Regions from separate parts of the Mus musculus genome. Here all the other regions are linked to region 1. The links are chromatin loops, found by intact Hi-C in ENCODE. Cell type or tissue: heart. All regions are shown on one strand. Region 1 holds the start of Gm38581 (a long non-coding RNA gene). Region 2 overlaps Pgm5 (phosphoglucomutase 5). Region 3 has its middle 52 kb from the start of Tmem252. Region 4 has its middle 40 kb from the start of Tmem252. Region 5 has its middle 9.8 kb from the start of Pgm5.

Region 1 (5,000 bases):
TCATACTGGCTATTCTAGCTGTGCTGGTGGAAAAGTCGCTGTTGAGAAACGGTCCAGACAGCAATCTGAACCTCTTCCCCTTCAGCTTGAGTTTATTTCCTCAAATTTCATATTCATTAGCCCTGGCGAACAGCTGGTCATCTGTCGCCACCTCATATTATTTTTAAATTTCTAAAGATGTTTGGGTCATCTGTCTCTTCCAAGGAAATGAGCCAGTTCCTTAACTTGGCCATAGAGTTTATAGCCCAGCTCTTTCGCCATGTGTTTCTTCTCTAAACTCTCTCTGTATCAATTCCACCTCCTGCTCTGGGCCGCGTTACAGCCACATATACTAAATTCTAAGGAGAAAGGGAAAAATGTAGTCTTTCCTCGTGGATTTCTTCAAACATGTGGCTTAGTTAAGACATCCTATGAGGATCTTTTTCTTAATAGCAAAGTTGTATTTTATTATATGCTTATCGTATGACTCTAAAACTGTGTTCCCACTCTCTCAGACATACAAATACACACGTATACACATCCACACTCACACATGTTTTCATCACATCCTGAAAATGGACCAGTTAAGTAAAGCCTGTTGTGTCTCTTTGAAGTCTGTCATGTTTCCAATCTTACATCATAAATAACTCAATTTCTAATTCTAGTCTTCAAGTTTTCGACTAATAATTCCAGGCTATTTATGAGTTATAAAACATAGCCAGCATGCATTTAGAATATTATTCTTTCAATAATGTTGTAAAAGGCTACTTGTGGAAAACTTGTCATTTGCCCAGATTTCTATGTCTGAAATGGTAAGAAGCCATATGTGCTTGTGTTCCTGGCATAGATTTAACACTATTGGGATTGCCTGGGTGATGAGCATTTGGGCTGACTATGCTCCACCCACGGGCAACTTCATACTCACACAGTGTCTTTAGGCTGGGAGCTGTCTGACAAGGACACACCCATTTGGTTAGACAGTTTGAACTTGTGACTCCCTGACCCCTAGGGTGAGCTCAGCAATTGAGGGCATTGGCTTTATCAATCAAATTTGAGTAAGGAAGCCTCCATAACTCCTGAAGAGAGTTAGGAGAACCCATAGGAAGGGGTATTATTGGAGGGAACTCCCACCCCACCTCACCCCCATACCTGACTGGCTCTGCACAGTTCTCCCTTGGCCATCCCTGAGCTATACCTTCTGAGACATGTGTGTGGTTACAGTCCACTGGAGCCCTTTCTGGAGGTCAGGTGAGACTGAATTGAATTGAATTTTACTGAGTTCTTGGGACCCAGTTGATGATAGAGGCTCCTCAAAGAATTGATGAATGTAGAAAAAGAAACATCTTAGCTGCTCAGCCATCCCCCAGCCTTTGAAGGCAAACCTCTTAATAAATAAAATTGAACTAAATGTCCAGACACTGCATTCAATTCAAGCTTGGGTTAGAAATCCTCACCCCTTTAGACTTAACCATTCGTCTGACCAGAAGTCTCTCTTAAAACAAAACCAATCCAGAAATGGTCCATGGATCAGAACAACTCCCTATCAGGGTTTCTACTTTTGGAAAACTGGATGATGATTGTAACATTAACCTGTAGGCCCCACTTGTCCAAGGATAAGAGTTTGCTGGAACTCTGGGAGCTATAGTTCTTGGGAAATAACCAGCCACGTGTTTCACTCTCCTAAGCGAGTTTATTGAACCAAGCCTACCAGTTGTGCCTTATCACATGTAGGCTGTAAGCTTGCCTCTGACTGGACCTGATGGAAAATACAGTGACCTTAGAAGGTTGCCTTTCAGAACCCCTGCAAAATGTGATGTGTGCCATTTCCTGGGAACCCAAGAGTAGACCTGACCAGCGTCCATTATCCTGGTCAGCATTCAATTAAAGCTTGCTTCAAATTTGGCACAAAATTGTGGTAGTGGTCTTATTTTCAACCAGTGAGATTAACAATAGTCTCACCACCAGGGGGCAGTGAAATGAGGAATGACAGAAGCAGCTTATTTAAGTATCTAGACTAGAGCCTGGCATATCCTTACTGATACATTTAAACACTAATGTTAGAAGCATCTTGCTAAATCTCAATTCACAACTCTGAAAACTGAATCTCTAAACATGGGTCTGCTGATGTTTTTATAGATCTTTCCAAGTGGTTCTGATGACAGTCTGGGCTGAACTTCTTTGATCTAACTCTTCTCTCCTTCCCACTTTCTCAGAAGCCCCAACCTAACTTCTACAACAGGATGGATGGATGGATGTAGCTGGAGTAACCACACAGCCAGTTGACAATGGCCAATCTCAACCTAAGTATTAACAGATACCTGCACTCTCAAAAGTGCCCTGGCCTGGACATTCACTCCTACATAAACACATGGCTCTGCAATGTCTATTTCTGAACTATAAATTATTATAAGGACTGTTAGAACAAAATGGTAGGTGGGCTTAGGTTTGACACATGCATTAAACAAACCAAACCAAACAAACAAAACCTCAGGATGCTTTAGGTTCTCTTCTGCTGGACACAGCTTATATCAGAAATACACCCAGTAATCAGTTTCAAGGAAGGTTCGAGAGTATTGGCTCCTTCCCAAGATTGGAGTGGGCTGGGGTGTGGTTCCATCTTGATTAGTCCCAAGCTGACCTTCATTCTCTGATTAACCTAGGTCTTTTAAAACAGCCTTCCTTTTTCCTTTTGCTGTCTTTTGTGCATTAGCTACTCCACCCCTGGGCTCCCGTGGACAAGGGAGAAAGCGAACGGCATGTTTGACGATCCTGACAAGAGGTGAGAAGGAAGGGATGTGGAAACAGCCATACTGTTTCTTGTTACCTGTGAATTTAAACCGTTCCAGCCCAAGTTTTTTTACAAGTTTCCACCAGCTGGTTTGAGAGCTCATTAGGGGCCTGATTGCCAGTAAAATTAAAGTAACTGTGTCTGAAAACGATGTGATATTTTAGCATCTGTCCTTGGCGGGACTTGGGAGTTTCCGAATATAGCAAAGACCAAAACTGTGCAAATCACCTTTCCTCCCAGGGCCTTTCTCAGGTCCTTTCTTCCCTCACCACCAATCATAGCTAAGTATGGATAGACTAGCTGTAAATAGTTTGCTGTAGGTACAGTGATGACTTGATGTCAACTTAAAACAAACAGCACCATCACCTCTACAAAAGGACGCAGCAGAAACTCTAGCTGTAGGGGCGGGAGTAGCGGGCCCACTGATGACATCACTGGGTTTCCTAGTTAAATCCCTAGGCTAATTTGAACACTTCCTCCTCGAGGTAACAAGTCTGAGTGTTTAAAGCTGCCAGGTTCTTGTTCTTTGACTGTCTGAGAAAGAAGCAATCCATGTGCAAAGTGGGTTAAATGTACGCAGTTACTTAACAGAACTATAGACTAAAGAGTACTTTAACAGGTGTGTGTGTGTGTGTGTGTGTGTGTGTGTGTGTGTGTGTGTGTGTTTGTGCATGTGCACCCACTCATGTGCTCACATAGGGATGTGTTCTTTGCAATCCAGGTGACAAAACTGAAGAAGCAGACTCTAAGGGTGAACAGACAAGTCCTTGCGCCACTTGTCAGGAGGGATCCAGCAGCTTCGCGGTGTCCTGTCTTTGTCTCTGTTAATGATTAGCCAAAGCCTCTTCCTCTTGGAATTCTTAGAAGGAAAGAGCAGTTTGTGCCAGGAAGCAGCATTTCCCAGAAACCTTAAAACCTCCGATGGAAGGGCCTAGATGGATCTAAGCAGTGATTAATGTGGGTAAGCCACTGTGCCTGACTTCTCTCCCTTCCCCTTTTCTTCCATCCCCTCCCCTCCTCCCAAGCTCCTCCCTTCCCCTTTACCCTAGGCCCTCTTCCCTTATGGGGTTAGAATGCTTTTACATTTTGACTGTTATATCACGATCCCAATGTATTATGCAATAGGGCTTCAGTCAGTGAGTCAATGATATGTGCTATTTTAATCAGGAATTCTATTTTAATACAGAACTTTTAGCTAGATCATGTGCTAAAATAAATGTACTCAGCCCCCACCTACTTGGGTCCTGGGGAAAGACTCTTGCTTGTATTGGAAGGACTTCCTCAGCCACTCAGAGAGGCACATTTGTATACCAACAGGGTGGAAGATACGCAGTGATGGGGACTAAAACAAGCACTGTTTATGTTTTGCTTGCCCACACAGCCACCTAGAAACAGGCCTCTGGGGGATTTTTGGCTTCAAGAAAAACCTTTATCAAAAATGCCGTTTGCTCTTTATGGCATTGTGTATAGTCTTTGGAGACTTATTTGTGTATAGAAGGCCTAATGCCCTGGAAGGAGCCTAGCATGGGAGGAAAGGAAAAAAAATAAGCAAGTATAGTAACCACTTGTCCTGTGCAAACAGAGGGGAGATGCTAAGAAAAACATAGTCTCAAGTCAGAATGACTCAGGGGTGCAGAGGCCAGGAAATCATTCCTCACCCAGTGCGCACAGCTCCTGCCTTTCTTCTCTGGTCTCAACGTGAGGTGTAGCAGACAGTTTTATTCGGAAAGAGTATGTGAGTCTCCATCTAATTCTTGTGTGGCTTGGTACTATCTTGGTTGAAATGTGCTCACTGACGAATTATTTTTGGCAGCGCGTAGCCTGCCCCTGGCATGGAAACCTCATAATCTTGAGAGGAAGGGCTAGATTAGATGCTGGTCATGGGCTCTGTCTATTCACACCCCCACTACCCTGAGAATGCCTCCCGGGCCTCTACTTCCTCATCTGGGATGAGTTTGCTCCTACAGATCTTTGAGTTTTGGGAGCAGGTAGAAGAATCCACAACATGGTGATGACCAAGTTCTTGGAGATTCTCCAAAGCAAGACAGCCTGCATAAACTGAACTTCCAATAGAAAAGGGGGTTGCTCCATGGTGACAGATTAGAGCAGGAAATTCCGAATAACCAACCAGACAGTGAGAAATAGCCTGAATTTCTGCCCTTCCACTTTTCCAAAAGGAAGGATGGCTAATGTTTTAGCCCAGGGGAGCACCTGCAAAGCAGATCCAAAGAAA
Region 2 (5,000 bases), 92 kb after region 1:
CTGCTGGTAAGAAAACCAGTGAGAAGACAGATAAACAGATAAAGGGGGGAAAAAACTAATATAAGTTAGGATCTCAGGCCAGTTTTTTTCAGGGGTGGCAAGAACTTAATCCCACGAGGGCCCTTTGGGAGCTAGAGGAAATGCCCATCTTGAGATTCCCTCATGAGGGGCAAGGGAGTTGGGCTGTTTATACAGCAGCTCTCATCATATGCTGGTATAGATGCCATCTCCCTATGTGCTGGTATAGATGCCATCTCCCTATGTGCTGGTATAGATACCATCAGAACCACACGTGACTTCTTAGATAGACTTCTTTGGCTAAAAGGACCTCACCCAAAGTTTACTTTTCTCCCACTGATCCAGTTTCTTGTAGATGGCACAAAGTCATGCATAACACTTATGGGGGAGCCTCTCTATTTCTCAATTTTCCTGGGCATGGCTAATTTAGCTCAGGTCTGCAGCAAATGCACTATACCTCATAGGACTTGGGCATCATTCAATACACACCAGCCATGCTGCCTTTAATGGTACCATTAAAATAGCAACAACAATATTGGTTTCTTCTACACTCATTTCTAAGTCCTAGAAAATGGAATTTTCTGAAAGAGGATAAATTTAATTCAACAAAAATGTATGTATATGACATATGCACATTGAGACATAAATACCATGTCTAGAAATTATTCAAATCAATACATATTATTAAGGCACAGTACATTACATTAAAATACCTTCTGCTATAACACACTTATGATCAAGAATTGAAGGAATAGGGTTAGGGAAATGGCTTAGTCAATAAAAACATTTACCCAGTTGGGATTCCGAAGAGTCAAAAAACCAAGGTGCTGGAGCATCTGTAATACCAGCATGCCTACAGTGAGATAGGAGGCAGAGGCAAGAAAATCTCTCAGAAGTTTGCAAGCCACATAGTCTAGAGTCTACAGCACAATGGCAGAAACAAGAGAGACCCTGCCTTACACAAGACAGAAGACATAACCTCCTGAAAGCTATCTTCTGATCTACTTATAGCTGCACTCCTATACACATTATTACATAACACACATGTGCAAGGAGGCACACATGCACACAAGAGCACATACATGTACACACACCAAAAAATTAAAGTCTAAGTGCATAACAACAATGCTATGAGGTAAAAATAAAGAAAATTTTATGTAATGATGAATTAGGGCTCTGTCTAACCCAAGTTGATCCCTGTCCTGACCATAGTTCCCTGTTCATTCCCAAGCCCACCAGTTCAGCTGTCCCACCTCCTGAGACCCTCCCAGGCTTCAGGGGGTGTTTGGAGTCCCCTGCTTAGGTCAAGTGTCCCCAGGTCCAAATCTTAATCTCTTAGTTCACTTGCAAACTTAGGCTCTGTTGGATGCTTTCCTCGCAAACGTAGGCTTCAGGGTCTCCCAGGATGCTGCCTCTCAGAACAAGCCTCCTCCATCCCCTCCTACCCTCCTATGGGCACAGGGCCCAGCCTTGTGGAAAGCAGATTAAGGAAGACACCAACCTCTGGCCTCCATGCACACGTATATGCACACATAAGCACAAGCAAAATACACAGACATATATAATACACACAGGAGCAATACTACTTTTTCAAGTAATGAAAACTAAGATAAAAAGAAACATTATTAGTTAATTCCAGATAACCGATTATTGTTTCAGTTATTATTATTGTCTGTGTGTTTATGTGTACCTGATATATATGTGTGGGTCTCTCCCTCTCTCTGTCTGTCTCTGTCTCTGTCTCTCTCTCTCTCTCTCTCTCTCTCTCTGTGTGTGTGTGTGTGTGTGTGTGTGTGTGTGTGTGTGTGTGTGTGGTAGGAGAAATCAACTTTGTGAAGTTTGGTCTCTCCTTCCACCTTTCATGAGTTTTAGGATCCCATTCATGTGACTGAGTTTCCCTGCCAAACACCTTTACCTACTTAGGCCATCTCACCAGCACCTTTACATTTGTTAAATAATATTTGATTCACTTTGTGTTCATGTGTATATGGGTAGGGGTCCACATGTGGAAATCAAAGGACAATTGGCAGGAGTTGGTTTTCCTGTTCCACTCTGTGGATCCCGGGGATCAAACTCAGGTCTCTGAGCTTGTTGGCAGTCACATTTACCCCATGTCCCCAGCACAAGTGATTCTTAAGGCAAAAGGAGGCAGATACGTCCTACGTGCAGTGGACAACCTCTATGGTTTCATGGCTGTGTCGTGTGCCTGTGAGTTCCCACGGCAATTCCAGATGCTGAGATACTCCTGGGCACAAACTCACTGCATTCATTGCTCCTGTGGCGTTAGAACCCAGGATGAGAAGCACGGAAACCCAAGATGGAAATATACCGAGAAGGAAAAAGAGAAAACATAAAAGGGAAGCGAGGGAAACAGATAGCTGGCAGGGTGAAGAAGAAAACAGTCCCTCTAAATAGAAAAATAGCCGCAGGATATTCCCAAATACTGCTGCTTGTTACATCCACATTTTGACAAAGGAGACCATATGGTGCTGCCTGTCCAAACAGCCCTGATCTCGGCCAAGCCCTGGCTGGAGAAGTGGAACCCGCACAGTAACAACAGGCTCCCGCCACATCGATTCTGTTGATGTTGGAGCAGATTAAAGCAGATGTTTCCTGTCGGCCTGTGACTCTCTTCCCAATGAGCCCAGCAGCATTCTCTGTTCCTGCAAGCACCTCACACCACTGGATTTCCTGACCTTCATTGTTCATGTGTAAATCGCAGCGGGCGGCATACCCCAACCTCATGCCCAGCAGCTCCACATTCTGGAATCTTCTTCTTAAAATGAAAGATAATTTATAACTAGACAAAGGAGGACTTGACTAAGAAAAGTGCCTGGCAGTCTCATGGGTGGGGCTGCTGTGGGCAGCTGTGCATGGTGGCTCGAAATTACTGAACAGTTTTGGTGGAGGAAGGGTGGCATTCAAGTGTGGTCCCCAAGATCTAGAAATTGATCTGCTGACAAAGGATGCTTCCATCAAGCCCAGTAGGAGGGAATTTTGCATGCTTGACCCATGTCCCTTTCATCTTTCAGGTAGTAGCCAACAGTAGGAGAAGGCAGGGAATCTAGTATACGGTAGGTACCAGAATCAGACCAGAAATATAAGGACCACGGCTTTCAGCTCGAGAGCCGTGAAGGCTATGGCGCTTAGGTTTGCTTCCAGTTGTCATAACGTTAGGATTATGATTTAGAGATGGGATTGTCTTCAATAAATGGTTCAATAATATGGGATTCTTGAGTGAGGGAGAAAATAACAAGACAAAGGACATAAGTAATAACCTTTAAAAAAAATGCCAGATAGTATTCACTGAGTTCTTATTCCATATGGACCTCATTACTTTACGACTCCCATCTGCAAGTGATGGAGATGAATCCAGGGCCTCCTGCACGGCCAGCAAGCACCTACATTAATAATCCCATTTGAGCTCATGACAACCCAATAAAGCTGACTTTTGTTTGACAAATGAGAAAATAAGCAAAGAAAGGTTAGGTGGGGTGAAAGGTTAGGTGGGGTGAAAGGTTAGGTAGGGTAAAAGGTTAGGTGGGGTGAAAGGTTAGGTGGGGGTGAAACTTTAGGTAGGGGTGCATCTACCTGATAACGAGTAACAAGGGTCTCAGGCTCAACCTTGGAGCGATGTGAAGCTGAAGTCTGGGCTCTTGCCACCGCACTTTTGGATGTTGTCACTCCAGTGGGTGGTTTGATGCATAGTGAACTCTCTCTTCCTGACCTAGCTCATCCCATCTCACCACCACAGGGGCCACTGCTGCAGTCAGAGCACTCTACTCAAATCGAAATAAAAAGCAAAGAAGGCATGGTCCATTTTTAAGGTGTTTTTTTCCTGGGTTCCCACGACGATGCTCATAATGTAAAAGAAGATAAGACGGTTGTACCAAGTCCTGGTCACCTCAGCTCAACTTTTCTCCACTAACGAGTCGCCTGTATAGAAGGAGTGCCTTATATCCTATGTGTTGCCACTAATACCTCACTCTCTCACTAAGTCAGAAATCTGAGCCTATTTGCTGCCCTCCCAGACCAAGTGTGATGGCTTAATCTTGTCAACCTGACACACCTGGGAGGGATGACTGGCATCCATCAGATTGGCCTGAGGGGCATTTCCTTTTCCTTTTTTTTTTTTTTTATTAATTCTTTGTAAATTTTGTATCATGAACACCAATCACCACCATATCTGCCTTCTGCCCCTGCAACCTCTACCCTAAAATAAAAATAGTTAAAACTCTCTCTCTGTGGAAGCTGCAGTGTGTCACACAGTATATACTCCTTTGCCCAGCTTTACTTGTAAATGTTCACTGCAATGAGTCACTGGTCTGGCTCGAGGCCTCTGACTTCTGCTACTCTATCAATACTGGATTCTGCCTGGGGCTCCTCTCAGGTACCCTGTTGGCCTGTGTCATAGAGATCCTGCAGCTTTGGATCTGCAGGGCCAGCCCCTTCACATGCTCCAGCGTATCATAGATGGAGTAGATGCTGGGGTGGGCCAACTCAAAGCCCTGGATCTGGGCCTAGGTGGTAGCTGAGTCTTTCAACCTGCCACCTCTCCTGGACCTGCACCACCAAGGCCATCCCTCCTGCTTTGCCTGGTTGAGGGTCGGGGCCATCTCTTCTGCCTGTTGCAGCCAGCAAAGAGCAGGACCAGCTCTCTTGTGCTCACACCATCAGGGCCACCTCTCCAGCACTTCCCTGACAAGGAGTGGTCCAGCTCCACCCCTACCACCACCACCACCACCACCACCACCACTACCACCACCACCATCACTACCACCACCACCATCACCACCACCACCACTACCACCACTACCACCACCACCACCCCTTGCCCTCAGGGCCAGCTCCAATGCCCATACCATCAGAGCCAGCTCTACTGTGCTGTCCAGGCAAGATGCAGACCGGCTCGCCTCAATGCTATAACCAGTGAGGAGTGGGGACAGCTCTCCCAAATGCTGTAGCTGGTGAGGGGGCAGGGC
Region 3 (5,000 bases), 84 kb before region 1:
GTACCCCCAATGCCTGTGTCTTCTTGTGGGGTTGTAGGTCTTGTGCCAGTAGGTGTAGTTGCTGTGTGTTTACAATTATGATGGCGTACTACACCCAGAAAGAGAGGGTTTCATAGCACTCCTTCTCCACATTCTTATGCTTTCCCTATCTTCCTCTCCATGTTCTGCCACATTCCCAACCTTAGTGTAGTGTGTGTGTGTGTGTGTGTGTGTGTGTGTGTGTGTGTGTGACATAGACGTCTTGTTCAGGGCTGAGCACTCAATGTATTCTCAGCACTTTGACCATTGTGAGGCTGCATTCTTCGTTGCTCTCTGCACTACAAAAGCGTCTCTGGTCGAAGCTGACAGTGGCACTATCTACAGGAGTAAACACACTCATCTGGGAGGCAATTTGGCTACATTTCCATCTATCAACACATCGGCAGTACATCCCTCAGGCCTGGGACCCTGCCAGCCACAGGCTTTGAACAGGTTTGCAGACCTAGCCCATCCCACAGAGCAGACCACAGATCAAACTGGATAGTGCTTATTTAGCCCCAAAACATTCTTTTCACTATTGACCCGGTGAGCATACTTTGCCTGACGGGTCAGAATTGCACCTGCAGAGTCTGTGATGGTTTGTATTTGCTTGACCCAGGGTGTGGCCTTGTTGGAGTGGGTGTGTCACTGTGGGTGGGGCTTTAATACCCTCATCTTAGCTCTCTCAAAGAGTCTTCTCCTAGCAGCCTTCAGATGAAGATGTAGAACTCTCAGCTCCTCCTGCATCATGCCTGCCTGGATGCTGCCATGCTCCTGCCTTGACAATAATGGACTGAACCTGTGAACCTGTAAGCCAGCCCCAGTTAAATGTCCTTTATAAGAGTTGCCTTGGTCATGGTGTCTGTTCACAGCAGTAAAACCCTAACTAAGACAGGGCCCATAGCTGAGAGAGATTACTGCTGACTTTCCCCTCCCAGCAGCCTACATAGTACTGTCCAGCAGTATGGAAACTTGCCAATAGGGGACTTTCAGCCTCAGCTCCATTTCTGTGATCTCATTTAAAGCATGCAGTGTCTCCAGCAATAGGCTTCATTATCTACTTCTGGTGTCCCGCTCGTGCCTTTGAAGATGTTATGTTCAAAGCACGTAAGCTAGCATGTTGCTAGCATTTTCCTGGCTGGGGGGTTGTTTAGTGTTCACTCCTGATAAGGTTCTAATATGTACAAATTGTGTCCTCATTGGTATAGCACCTAAGGAGCAACCCCTGCCACTGAGCCCCGTTAGTGGGGACATTAACTGATTTTGAGTTGAGCTCTTTACTCGGAGTCCGAGGGAATCCCCTGGCCCCCAGTAAATAGTCTGTAGCAGATACTAATGGTGCCTGCCATTTTGCCTTCTTCATTCTAAACCTTCCCTTTGTGTTATAAGAAGTGATTCTGGAGAAGACACACAATGACTAGATTGTTAAAAAAAAAGGAAAACATCTGGCTTAGCATGCATCGAGAGCCCTTGCATTGATGCATCAAGAATAACATTAGCATGGTGTGGGGATGCTTTCTGGAAGGGGAATACTGGATTTCTTTCATGCATTATTCCTTATATACCATCATCAAAAGAGATGCCCCAGCCAAACCATTTAGGCCAGAACAGCGCAGCCATGACTAAAGGTCCCTGCCAGCACCCACTCTCTGCCATCCGCAAGTTTAAGATCCGTGTGGAGGACAAACATCCACACTGCAGCAGAAAGAACTTCAGACGGAGACTCAGCGAGCTCACAGGCTGACTTCTCCACACAGTCATCTCAACAGCAGGTTTCAACCTGTGGGTCGAATGACCCTTTCTCAGGGTCACCTGAGACCACCAGAAAGCACGGATATTTACATTATGATTCCTACAGCAGAAACCTTACAGTTATGAAGTAGCAACAAAAATAGTTTTATGGTTAGAAGTCACGCATAACGTGAGGAACTGTATTAAAGGGTCACAGCATTAGGAAGGTGGAGGACCACTGGTTTAGGACAAGCATATCATAAACTGGACTCTTCACAGCTCCCACAAACCCTTGCCTGCTGTAGAATTCAAATCAGTGAACAATACCATTGTGTACCCAGATGCCAGGGCCAAAAAATAAATAAATAAATAAAAAAAAAAAAAAAATAAGACGCACCCTTAACTTCTTCCTTTCCTGACTCTAACTAGCAACTTTGGTTGGTTTTACTAACTAGGTTACTAACTAGGTTTTACTAGTTACCTTTGGTTGGTGTTTTAGCACAAAAACAGGACGGGCCGCTTGCCAGAAACCCATTTTGTCCACTTCACACTGTCTCCTCTAACCGGCTTTATTTCAAGCCACACAGATCAACCCAAGGCACAGGTGGCTAGAATATGTCCTTGAAAACATATATGCAAATCACACACGCTCATGCAAACCAGAAATACCTTAAAAATTCCTGGAAATCACCCTGACTTGGCATATCCAGGACACACCTCCAAATTGAGGTTTCTTATTTTAATTGAGATTGGTTTCTACCAGAACAGTCACTACTGGGGCAGGTGGAGCTATTTAAACCTTGAACCACCAGAGGGCGCACCACCACGCCACAACAGGCTTGAGGAATGGGAGAGGTCACGTTTGAAAAACAAAAGAATAATAGATATGTGTCTACACACGCAAAACACCTACACATATAAAATATTAGATATTTATTATTTATCATTCATTTATTTTAAATATTATTTATATCCAAATTTAAATAATAATTCATTATTAGTTTAATGAAATATTTTTGATTTAATTAATTTAAAGTTAATTTATTTTGTTTATTTATACATTATAAATTTATAAGATAAATATGATTTATCTATAGATTATTAATTTAATAATATTTAATTTAATTTATAATTAATTAATTAATAGGCATTTGTTTTAAGTATTTATTATTTAAACCCTATTTTATTTTAATGTGTGTGGGTGTTTTGCCTGCATGAATGTCTGTGTCACATGTGTGTGACGGCTGCCCACGGAGGCCAGGAGGAGGTGTCAGACCCCCTGGAACTGGAGTTACAGTTATTATGGACATGCTCGGGAAATGCCCCCATCCTCTGGAAGGGCTGCAGTGCCCTTAAGCCATTATTTCTTTATTTATTCTGAATTCAAGCCAGCCACCTTCCTCTACTTTTTGCCATATGCATGGATTCAGGCCATACACACACACACACACACACACACACACACACACACACACACATGTTCTTTCTTTTTTCCGAGACAGGGTTTCTCTGTATAGCCCTGGCTGTCCTGGAACTCACTTTGTAGATCAGGCTGGCCTCGAACTCAGAAATCCACCTTCCTCTGCCTCTCAAGTGCTAGGATTAAAGGCGTGCGCCACCACACCCGGCTGGTCTTTCTTATTATTGAATGAAGAAAAGCAACTATGAAACTTCAACTATTCTTTTCCTCAAGGTCAAGCTCCATTTAATATTTTTAAATTATTCATCGTTTGTACGCATGCGTTTGTATTTGTGCATATGCATGTGGAGGCCACAGGTTGGTTTAGCTACACTGACCAACCAGCGAGCACCAGGGGTTCTCAGGTCCCCGCCTCCCCACCACTGAGCCTACAGCACTTGGCTTTTTAATGTGTGTGCTGGGAACCAAACGCAGGTCTCTATGCTTGCATGGCACAACACTCAACTAGCAGAGCCATCTCCCCAGCCCTTCAAACTCCATCTGTAACAGTCTTGTCACATGTCTCAACTTTCCATTTAAGAACTTCCTTTTTTCCCCCAACATAATATATTTATTGATTATTTAGAAACTTCACACACTGCACCATGATCACCCTTGCTTCCCACTCCTCCTAGGTCTGCCTTCTTGGAGCTTGGTCAAGCTCCCAGTGGCCAACCCCTTAAAGATAACTGAGCCTGCCCCCCTCTTCACTTCCTCCGTAGGCCATCTTCTCTGAAGAGCTACACTTAAGCATCTTGATCATACTTTTTAGGGAGTCTCTTCAATGGCTTCCTGTCTAGACTGGTTTGGTCAGGGTTTGGGGGGTGAAGGGGTTGTCACAGAACCCTTCAATGTCTCTCCTTCTCAACTCTGAGTCTGCAGTCATTTATTCCACTACAGAAGATGCTTCCTGCCCACAGCAGCCAACAGCAGCCAGGATCGTGGACTTCCTCCTAGATTTCAGTGGCGTTCCACAGACCACATACTTCAGTACGGTCTCAGGCAGCCATACAGAAAACGGACATCTACACAGCCTCCAGTGGGAGCACAGACCGTGTACATCAACATGGCCTCAGATGGCAGCATGATCCACAGATATCTATGAGTTCTCTGGTGGTAATAAGATCCACAAACATCAGCCTCGTCTTAGATGGCAGCATAGACCACAGACAACAATTTGTCCTCTGGTTGTAACATGGACCATGAACACTAATGGCCTCCAGCAGTAGCACAAACCACAGACACCAATATGGTCTCCAGTGACAGCATGGACCATGGAAGTCTTTCTGAGTAAGCCCAATCCAGAAAAGTGAATGGTCTCCATCTTAGACATCCTATTGATGCTCAGAGACAGGGTGACTGTGCAGCTGGGCTTCACATTCAGGCTACTGCATACCACTCTGCCAGCCCTAATCGGAAACAGCATGTTTCCCAGTCCACTGCAGCTGCGCTCTTGCGCTCTCGGTCCTCCACAGCTGTGCTCCCAGTCCTCCACTCCTGTGCTCCCAGTCCTCCACTCCTGTGCTCTCGTACCCATCACTGCAGGTCTCTAGTTCTGCCATCATCCCATGGCTCCATCACACACCTATTCATCAAAGTGGCATTGCAAACTGCAGTGTGTCACCCAGTGTATTTTTGGCCCAAACAGGTCAATACCTATTGCAAGGAGTCATTGGTCTGGTTCAATGTTTCTGGTTTCTGAAACACCATAAAAGCTGGATTATTGCTGAGACTCGTCTCAGATATTCCATTGTTGTCCAGAGTCAAGGTGATCTTGTGACTGTGCAGGGCG
Region 4 (5,000 bases), 72 kb before region 1:
AACCCTGCTGACCACCCAGTTAAATGCTGAAGACTAGGAGATGACTCCTCAGTCAGTCCACTGGGTGGTATACATATGAGTAGATGTTGGGAGCTGGGGAGCAGTGGTAAATGGCCACTGTTTTTAGGCAACTGTGCCTTAGGGAGCTTATTGCTGTCCCCAAACTCTCCCGGAAGTTGGAAGCCTTTGAGAATCACGTTGTGTGTTGATTTTCAGTCTGATGGGAACTTGGGGTCCTTTCCCACATCTCCATCCCAAGTCACAGGAGTCCAATCAGTGCCCTCGTTTTAACTGCTATCACCTTGGGAGGCAGGGAACTAGACTTGTGCTGTAATCATGTAATGAGAGGTTGGTTTTGGTTTTCTGAAACTTAGTTCTGTTATTGCTGGAGAGAAGATTCTCTTCCAGGGCATGCTTAGACACCTATAGATTGTTTACACGCATCTACAGCTGGTCAGTTTTTATCACTCGGCCCACTTTCCAAACCCTTTGTTATCTTGTCAAAAGATGATAAAAAGAGCCAGGCAAAATCATCATTTCTCTTAGTCTACAGCCATTCCAAGGTTTTATACACGGAGACACCAAATCCCTTGGTCCTTAAAAGAGGAGAATTAGGAATTTCAAATGCATTTATCTTGCAGAGTGCTTTAAAGAGTTTACATGTGGCTTTTCAGTGCTCTATATGCTACCAGAGGACTCTTTAAGGGAACATAAGTTTGAGTAGGAGAGTCAGGTAGATACCACCAAGCCCACTAGAGAAATTCATACCTACAATTCTGTTTCTCCAGAAATGCTTTTGGTACCACAATTTGTATTAGACTGGGTTTTCTAGAATACTAGAATCAGTGGAGTATCAGTGGAATGAATATATGTATGTATGTAGGTGTGTGTGTGTGTGTGTGTGTGTGTGTGTGTGTCTGTGTGTGTGTGTGTGTGTGTGTGTGTGTATACACTCGAGAGAACCGAGTTGCTTGCTTGGTCCTCGAGACTTGTTGCTTCCACAGTTGGAGTAGGTCTGTCCTAGCCATCTCACTAGGGAGGCCATCAACACAGTGGATTTTCAGTACGCATGCTAGGTGCCTTAGAGTCCCAATCTGATTGATGTTGAAAACCTGGAAGATTTCTGGAAAGCCACTGGTCCCCAGTCCCAGTGGAAGCTTCGAAATCCTGGTTCTGGTACTGGCTAAGGAATCCGAAGCAGTGATAGGGTAAATCTGCAGGGAGAGGGAAGGCCAAAGGAACAAAAGGCAAGTAAGCTTCCTGCTGCCACACCTTTCTTATCTGGGCTGCTACCAGAAGGTGCCACCCACATAGCAATCAAGTAATCAGGACGATTCCTCAGGTGAGGCTCTGGACTCAGGTGTGGCCTTGGCCAATGGATGTAGAAGTCCCATGGGGCAGCTGGAAGACAGTCTTGCTGTGAAGGTTGGTTTTAATCAACTTGCTAGACTGTCTTCTAGCTGCCTCATAGAAATTCTATATCCATTGGCCAGGACCACACAGGGAAGGACAGAGGGCCCAAGGATAGTCTGACTTACAATGGATCACGAGGCAACTTTTGTTGGTTCTATGTATTTAGGGCTGAACCATATCACTTGGCCTTATAAATACCTCATGTACATTCAATGTAAAGAAGGGGACTGCCCAGCATTTGTATCCTGAAGAGAGGTGGGGTATTTGGCTTCATTGCTCCTTATTGAAACAATGGGAGAGGTCACATCCTCCTGGGTACCAGGAAACACATCAGGAAAGAAAGAGGCCTTCAAAATAGGTCTTGAGCAGTGGGAAGGACATTAGCAGGATTGAAAGAAAAGGTCTGCTTACAAAGTCAGTCTAGAGTCCTTCTCTCATGAGGTTTTATGATAGTTCCTGAAATGAGAGCTTACTGCTTATGAATCTGGCTTGAACAATGATAAAGGTTGCAGAAGACGCTGCTACTGCTTTCTATTCAAAGGCCCAATAGCAAACCATGAAGACGCTCCTATCCAGCCAGACCTGTGAACGAAGCTATGCCCTACACTTACACTGTCCAACTAGTATCATTCTAGACATTCTAGATACCAGTGCCATCCATGTCCCGCTCCCCCTCCCCCACTATACCATCCACATGACTGTACGGCACTGAAATACAGCATCATCACCAGCCATCTGTGGGTACCACGTTGCCTTGGGCTGCGGTTCCAGGTGAAGGGAGGGTACGTACTAAGGTGTAGAGCGACATTTCTGGGCTGGGTGAGTAACACTTTTGCCAGGGTAATTATTCATGTTGTGGGTTATCTTCAATCTCCTTCAATTCCTCCCTGCTATAAAAACCCAGTATCCAGTCAAAAGTCTTAGCTGTGTGCAGAAGAGGTACTCAAAGCATAAATTTCATCATTGTCTTTATCTTTAGCACCAGAGCCCTTTGCAGTCACACTTGGGGAAGCACACTGACTCCCCCAGAGTCCATCGGCAGCTCTATTAAATAGGCACGGATAGAGGTGACTTGTGTGGGAACTGAGTGGGCTACTTTCTTATGGCCCAGGGTGAGAGTTCCTGCCATCTGTACATTCCATATTGACTGGCACTACCTCAGGAGTAAAGCAGTAGGAGATATTTTGCATTCTGAAAGTTTCTTGAGGTGTGGCTGACTTGAGCACACAAAGACAATCTATTTTTCAAACAGTTTTTTGAAGAGCCTGAACAGGAGATAATGATTTTTTTATTGGGTAAGCGGATGTCAGATAGACTCAAATGAGACAGAATCCTGGGTTTGGAGGGCACATTTCCACAGGCTCGGTGCACTCAGTGTAAAGCCCGACTCTTAGGTGAAAGCATCAGGACATCTTCGTAAGCAAATACAAACTTGAAATCTCACAGAAGCACGAGGACCTCGCCGTCTCCCTCTAGTGGTCGAGCTGTGTTTCATCAGGTTGAATCTTGGGATGGGGACTCTGAAGCCCTCTTCTGGAGGGCAGGAGAAGCCTTCTGCATTTCTGAGCTTGCAGATTGGCTACAAAGAAGCCTCCTGACTGACTGAGTGCAAAGCCAAAAAAGGACAGACCTGCAGGAGCCACTGCTAAACACTGAATCCCCTCTATGATAATTTGAGAGTATTTTCTCCTTCAAAGACTACTAAAAGCAGAATAAAATAAATTTTTCCTTTGCTCTTTCAAAATGGCTGAATTTCTTGTCTTTTGTTTGTTTGGGTTTTTGATTCTTAAAACAGGATCTCACTATAGCTAGGCTAGCCTGGAAGTTGCTATATATTCCAGTATGGCCTCAAATCTGTGATCCTCGTGTGTCTGCCATTTGAGGGCTGGAATTATTGACCCATACTGCTGTGTCCAGCTTGTGAATCTTTTAAAAAATAAACACATTTTCTTATTTAGCTATCCTGCGGTGTTGGGCATGCGCTGGTACTTAGCTAGTTTCAGAAGCGTTGTGTCTCATTTCTCAGGTGATTTCTGTAGATAGAAAGACAGCTACAGAGAGCAGATATTATGGGCCTCAGAACACTCCCATGGACTCAGCTTGACATGAGTGACGCCATCTTGCCTCCACAGCTGCCTAAAATAACACTATTCAGTTTTCCTCTGAAGTTTTCCAAGAAACTGTAAGCGAAAGCAACCAACCACCACCACCATCGCCATCTACCAAAACCAACCAACCAAACCATGAGTAGAATGTGGGTCTTTATAGGCAGACCCTGGGGCCGAGAATGTGCCCAGCTCTTTGATATTCTCTTAAGATAGGCCAGGTCCACTCCAGCTAAGGTGAGGTCACTTTCGTCCCAACCCTTCTTTTGTCCCAAGTAATTGGATCCACTTAGTCTTGTTGTCATCCAGGGCCATGTGTTTTTGTCCGTAAGTTCCACGATAAATTGCAGTCTATGAGATCCTGCATCTGTCCCTTTCTTCAGTCTCCGTGTACCTGGGCCTGGGTTTTGCTAAAACATCACTGCAATGTGGGGTAGGTTTTGCAGACAGGAAGTGAGTATCAAAGACCAGCGTGTCTATTTCTGACTTAGAGTCTGTGGAGTTCTGACCACACAGCAGATGGGCACCCATAAGTTTCTTTAGGTATAAAATGGAGTTAGTTCTGGTTTCCTTGAGGGATTATTGTGAGGAGGGACAGAGAGTATGTCAGGTGGTACATCACTTGGTGGCAATACTAACCACCAAGAATAAGCAAGAAAAACTCAGTGTTTATTGTTTATTTCATTATTGTTGCTTGAGACAGGGTCTCCCTATGGCCCTCCGCCTGGCCATGAGCTTGTGAGCATAAGCCCCTAAATGCTGGCCTAACAGCTCTACTCCATTAAGCAAGGTGGACACCTGAAACACGCTCTCTCTCTCTCTCTCTCTCTCTCTCTCTCTCTCTCTCTCTCTGTGTGTGTGTGTGTGTGTGTGTGTGTGTGTCTTTGCTTTCTTTTTTAAACAGTACATAGCTGATATTACCATTTGTTCAAAATCTCAGACTTTTAAAAAGTGGCTCTTACTGGGTGGTGGTGGCACATGTCTTTAATCTCAGCCCTTGGGAGGGAGAGGCAGACAGATCTCTGTGAGTTCCAGGACAGCCAGGGCTACGCAGAGAAACCCTGTCTCAAAACCAAACACACACACAAACAAAAAAATTAAAGCTAATAAACAAAAAACCAAACCAAACAAACAAAAGTCTGGCTCTCACTCTTTACACAAAACCAATAAAGCAAAGAGAGGTGGCTGAGGTCTGCATGTGGCTCTCTCACTTCCTCCCACCCAGCTAACCGGCTGGATGGATGCCGCCTGCAGCCTGCAGGGATTCGAGGATTTCCAAGAAACTGTAAGCGAAAGCAACCAACTGGATTCCTCTCTCCAGTCTTCTCCCTCACTAGTTTGCTGCTTCTCTCTAACAGGACTCCCTAGTCCTGCCTGCATTCTAACCTGGGGCAGAATTAGCAATGAAGACTGTTGCTGTAATCATTCTGCTTTATGTAACAAACTAAATATATTCCACCTTGTGGTTCTCTCTGCAGAGCG
Region 5 (5,000 bases), 170 kb after region 1:
AAGGCATCAGCTCCCTCTAGGACTATCCTTAAAGAGGGTTGTGAACCACAAAGTGGATGCTGGGAACTGAGCTGCAGTTCTCTAGAAGAGCAGCCAGTGCTCTCAGAGCCTCCTTCTCTCCAGAACCAGGGGTGGCATGATTTTGTTCCATAAAGAAAACACAGAGGAAATTCTAGACATTCTACACACACACACACACACACACACACACACACCACACCACCACTGACTAAATAATTCAGTAACATTACAGGTTACTGTAATGGTACTCAACTGTTGGATATGAACATCCCAGAGGCCAGGGGAATCCAGAGGAGTGAAAACTTGTATATAGTTCACACAGGAATTACAAGCCAAACCATACCTATGTCTAAACATGCTGTGTCATTCCCTGGAGCCCATCTGGAGAGCCAACAGGATATTTATACTCAAAGGAGGGGAGAAAAAATGACAGGGTAGAGGGAAAGCCTCCAGGATAGTGAGGCCTTACCTTGGAAAGCACTGATGATTAGCGATATCTGTTCCTGAGCCAAAGGTAAGACTAATGACTTTGATATTATAATCATAATCAGAAAAATCTGTCACCACTGGAGAGGATATATGGCTGGGCTCAGCTCTCTATCTAACAAGAGAAGGTAATATTTTCAACACACGTGAGGATTTTTGTTTATCTTGGCTTATTATTAGGAAGCCCGTGGCCTCTACATCGTGTTGAAGTGCACGATGTACCCAGTCCTACCCCGTGTTTTCTATTATTCTTAAAGGATTTCAGCTGCACGATGTTCAACAACAACAACTTTTCTGCCGAAATCTGGCTTTTCTGAGATGACTATCCAGAGACAGAAGGCACGGATAATCAGACAGGGGCCTTCCTACCAGAGCTGCTTCGGTTTAACTTGAAAAATCTCACATCTGGGACCTAATGGCTAACATCTGAGGCACCAGGTCTTCCCGGAAGCAAGCACTTCATGCTCCCACAGTTCAATGTGCAACCCACAGATTGCTTGCCGAGGAATGGAAGCCTTCAGGGAGAGCGACGTTCCACCAGCCTCTGATTTAGCGTTCTCTGAAACAGCTGCAAATATCTTCCTCTTCTCTGGGGTTAAAAAAAAATGGACTCTAATTGCTGAATCTCCTGATTTAAACGGCTAATTCATCTCACCAAACGTGTGTTGGAAGGAAACTGAGCGCACCAGGCCCCTTCCAGATCATTCCACACAAGAGATATTGCATCTTATTCTGAAAAGATAATGGGTCAAATATGCTCTCAGTAGGTGCCAAATCAGTACAACCCCATTACTAGTGCCATGGGATGCTGGCCGCTGGCACCAGGGGTGGGTGAAGCAAGTTTGTCAGTTACATTGTCCCCTTAGCTTGATCTTCTATGAAAGACAATTAACAACAAGCCCAAAGTTGCCTACTGCTTTGAAATAAACAGTGCAAAAGTAAAAAGCTAACACTTGGGTCAGTTTTGTGTTGTCCTGTTTGAGACTGGGTGTCACTATAGCTTAGGCTATCAATTCTGTTTTAGCTTTCCAAGGGCTACAACAGCCAACACCTGCCACCATGCCGGGCAGGAATCACAATGTCAAGAGTGAAGTCCCCAAGCAGTGAGCTCCTGAGAAATGCTGTACTTCCATTGCCAACCCCACCCAGAGCCAGAGTCCCAAAGTTCAACTGTCCTTTAATACTCTAGAATCAAAAGATGGTTGTTAATAGTAAATAAATAAATAAACGGGGGAGGGGAGCTTTCAAGGGGCTTCCAACTTTAGGAGGAAGTCCATAAGAAGAGAAGATAAATCAACTTTCTGACTGTAAAAGAAAATATGAACAACTGCATGGAACTGTGCAAGCACACACACACACACACACACACACACACACACATTTAAAAAGCAGTCTATGGTTATTGTGCATGGAACAGCCCACAATGACCTCTCCCGATAACTCCCCACAGCAAATTCTCCTTTTTCTGTTTTCCTGCACAGTTTCAGGCTACTTCTTCAAGCTTATTTTATATGGCAACGATCAGTCCACATTCTGTGACTTGCAGATCTCCTCGCATCACCCCACCCCATCCCACTTTACCATCCATCCACTTATGTTTTTAAAGGCTGCCACCGCTGCCCGGCGACTCAGACAGAGCAACGACAGAGCAGGCAGCAGTACGTCATTCAGAAGTCTTTATTTTTATTGCAACAGAGAGATGTCTCGGGCTTGCAATGCAGAAAGAGCACCGGCTGGCTGTACTCCGTGCAAAGAGAGCATCCTGTGAAAGGGAAAGTGGGGTTTTATCAACAACGGGGGTCAATCTCCTCTTCTGAATGTGGTCCCAAGTACTGAGGCACCAGTGGAGAAAATGGTCAAACAGCGCCACCTAAAGGAGGAGCCAAGAAATGCAGCAGACGCGTGTCCGCGAAGATCTGCAGATCTTCCTGTGACAACAGTGACAGGAAGGCTGTATGATTGGTTTGTCATCACTTGAGAGAAACACGGATTCTAGGATATATTAAGGAGGAAATATTAGACCAGGCTCTACTAAACAATGGGGAGAAACCCTGTGTAGAGAAAAGTTTGTTTGTTTGTTTGTTCCATTCAAGGTTCCTGACATCTGAAATGATAGCCTAGGGAATCCTGCCTTATATCTGGAGCAAGAAATGAAGCATTGCTTCTTTGCAATCAAGGCACCCCACAAAACTCAAAACAAGCCCAGACTTTAGGAGCTGCCTTTTTGATTCATAACTAGTTTATTTTCAGAGTCTTCTGATTAAAAGGGACATATTACAAAGAAACTTTGCCCTTAAAGGCACACATGACTACTGCAGAATCTTTCCCACAGGGAGCAGCACTGACCTCTGGCCTCCCCATCTTCTCTTTGTTCTCCCTCTCCCTCTCCCTCTCCCTCTCCCTCTCCCTCTCCCTCTCCCTCTCCCTCTCTCCCCCTCCACCTCCACCTCTACCTCCACCTCCCCCTCCCTCTCCCCTTTAAGGTTAACATAAAACAGATCTCCACCCTCTCTGCAGATGGCAGCCTTGCCCAGGAGCGGTTCCTTTAAGCCACCTGTCCGTCCCAGGCCCTGACTCTAAGCCAGCCAAAGTGGGGAAGATTCAGTCACTATCGCCTTTCAACTCCTGGACCCCACAGTTAACAATAGAAATATTAGTCCTTTGCTATATGAAAGGCAGAAGTTTAAGTCCTTCCTTTAATGGGATCCTTGTTGAAATGCAACTGCGACTGACTCTGGCTTCGATTTGCCTTGGAGGAGCTTTTTTCATAACTCAAATCAAAGAGAAGAACGTGCATTCTTGCTAAATTCCAATACGTTTTATTGTTCATTTTGTGTCATGAATAGTGGTCTTGGGATTCAGAGCCTAGCTACACTGCCAGTGGCCCTACACCCTTCCCACCTGTGTCTACCAGACAGCCTGTGTCTGTCAGCTCTTCAGACATCACTAGTTGTCTAAGGTAACCAACATGACAGAATGCTTATTTTGGTTCACAGGGCTAGAAGTTTTACCCATGTTCTCTTGGCCTTATTGCTTTGGTCTAGTGATAAGCCAGCCTGTCATGGTGGGAGCATGTGGCAGAGAAGGCCTGTCCATGTCATGGTGGAAAACTAAGAAACAGGAAAGGGGAAGGTCCCTGATCCCCTCTAGAACTTACCCTCACTGAGCTAGCCTCCGCCTACCAATTCCTACCCTAAGGTTGGTGCCTATACTCAAGCCTTTAGCCCTAGGGACTACAGGGACGCTTACCCAAACCATAGCACACCCCTTCTCAAATTCAAAATTCACAGATACAATTCATAGGCCACATGAAGCTCAAGAAGAAGGAAGATCAAAGAGTGGATACTTCGGTCCTTCTTAGAAGGGGGATAAAAAATACCCATGGTAGGAGATACTGAGAAAAAGTTTGGAGCAGAAACTGAAGGAAAGGCCATCCAGAGACTGTCCCACCTGGGGATCCATCCCATATCCAGTTACCAAACCCAGACACTATTGTGGATGCCAACAAGTGCTTGCTGACAGGAGCCTGATATAGCTGTCTCCTGAAAGGCTCTGCCGGTGCCTGACAAATACAGAAGTGGATGCTCACAGCCATCCATTGGACGGAGCACAGGGTCCCCAATGTAGGAGCTAGAGAAAGGACCCAAGGAGCTGAAGGGGTTTGCAGCCCCATAGGAGGAACAATATGAACCAACCAGACCCCCAGATCTCTTAGGAACTAAACCACCAACCAAAGAGTACACAAGGAGGGACTCATGGATCCAGCTGCATAAGTAGCAGAGGATGGCCTTGTGGGACATCAATGAGAGGAGAGGCCCTTGGTCCTGTAAAGGATCGATGATGTCCCAGTGTAAGGGAATGCCTGGACAGGGAAGCGGGAATTGGTGGGTTAGTGAGTGGAGGGGGGGAGATGGGATGGGGGGTTTCAGAGGGGAAATGAGGAAAGAGGATAACATTTCCTCATTGTAAATAAAGAAGATATCTAATAAAATATATATAATTAAAAGGAAGGAAGGAAGGAAGAGATAGAGAGGAAGAAAAATAAAGAAAGAAAAAAGAGAAGAGAAGAGAAGAGAAGAAAAGGCAGCCAGAAAAACAGGACTCCTGCCCCCTGAGATCCAGTTTGCCACCTGCCAGTGTCTCCAAATGTCCAAGGGCAGTAGCAGATTCTAGAAGTGTGTTAAACATACATACACACACAAACACACACACATGCACACACAGAGAGAGAGAGCCACCCAGGCCCATATAGGCCCACTCCATCTGCTTTTGCCTTTTTTGTTTTATTTACTTGTTTGCTTATTTGTATTTGTGCATGTATGTCTGCACATGTGTGTGATGCTCTCAGAGACCAGAAGAAGGTGTCAGATCCTCTGGAACGAGAGTTACCCATAGCTGAGAGTCACCACATGGTTGCTGGGAACCAAGCCAAGGCCCTCTAGAAGAACAGCCAGTGCACTTAACTGGTGAGCTTAACTCCAGCCCTGACAATG

Evidence for each region. A loop is a pair of places that touch in the nucleus more often than their neighbours do. Peaks named below come from ENCODE experiments on the same cell type or tissue, not always from the same donor. Only the 100,000 strongest peaks of a DNase experiment are listed, where the experiment ranks them.
Region 2: a loop joins it to region 1, with 2.2 times the contacts of the local background. A loop is called at or near these places in 4 of 42 quality-filtered maps.
Region 3: a loop joins it to region 1, with 2.1 times the contacts of the local background. A loop is called at or near these places in 10 of 42 quality-filtered maps.
Region 4: a loop joins it to region 1, with 2.1 times the contacts of the local background. A loop is called at or near these places in 10 of 42 quality-filtered maps.
Region 5: a loop joins it to region 1, with 5 times the contacts of the local background. A loop is called at or near these places in 39 of 42 quality-filtered maps.

Annotation. Positions count from the first base shown.
Region 1 is chr19:24,703,677-24,708,676 of GRCm38, forward strand. All of the region lies in intron 10 of Pgm5 (phosphoglucomutase 5), which reads right to left. It overlaps Gm38581 (a long non-coding RNA gene), which reads left to right and starts at 3,542. Exons shown (of 4, transcript XR_877778.3): 1 at 3,542-3,728. In heart, a CTCF peak has its summit at 1,933 (motif pointing right); DNase peaks (open chromatin) are centred at 155 and 4,575; H3K27ac peaks cover 1,479 bases.
Region 2 is chr19:24,795,198-24,800,197 of GRCm38, forward strand. All of the region lies in intron 6 of Pgm5 (phosphoglucomutase 5), which reads right to left. Among named protein-coding and RNA genes, the nearest start is that of Gm52405, 61 kb to the right of the region's middle. In heart, no CTCF peak of the experiment used is centred here; a DNase peak (open chromatin) is centred at 2,674; H3K27ac peaks cover 1,912 bases.
Region 3 is chr19:24,619,463-24,624,462 of GRCm38, forward strand. No RefSeq gene overlaps it. Among named protein-coding and RNA genes, the nearest start is that of Tmem252, 52 kb to the right of the region's middle. In heart, a CTCF peak has its summit at 2,552 (motif pointing right); a DNase peak (open chromatin) is centred at 2,559.
Region 4 is chr19:24,631,874-24,636,873 of GRCm38, forward strand. No RefSeq gene overlaps it. Among named protein-coding and RNA genes, the nearest start is that of Tmem252, 40 kb to the right of the region's middle. In heart, no CTCF peak of the experiment used is centred here; a DNase peak (open chromatin) is centred at 2,918.
Region 5 is chr19:24,869,109-24,874,108 of GRCm38, forward strand. No RefSeq gene overlaps it. Among named protein-coding and RNA genes, the nearest start is that of Pgm5, 9.8 kb to the left of the region's middle. In heart, a CTCF peak has its summit at 2,391; no DNase peak of the experiment used is centred here; H3K4me3 peaks cover 527 bases; H3K27ac peaks cover 219 bases; H3K27me3 peaks cover 1,119 bases.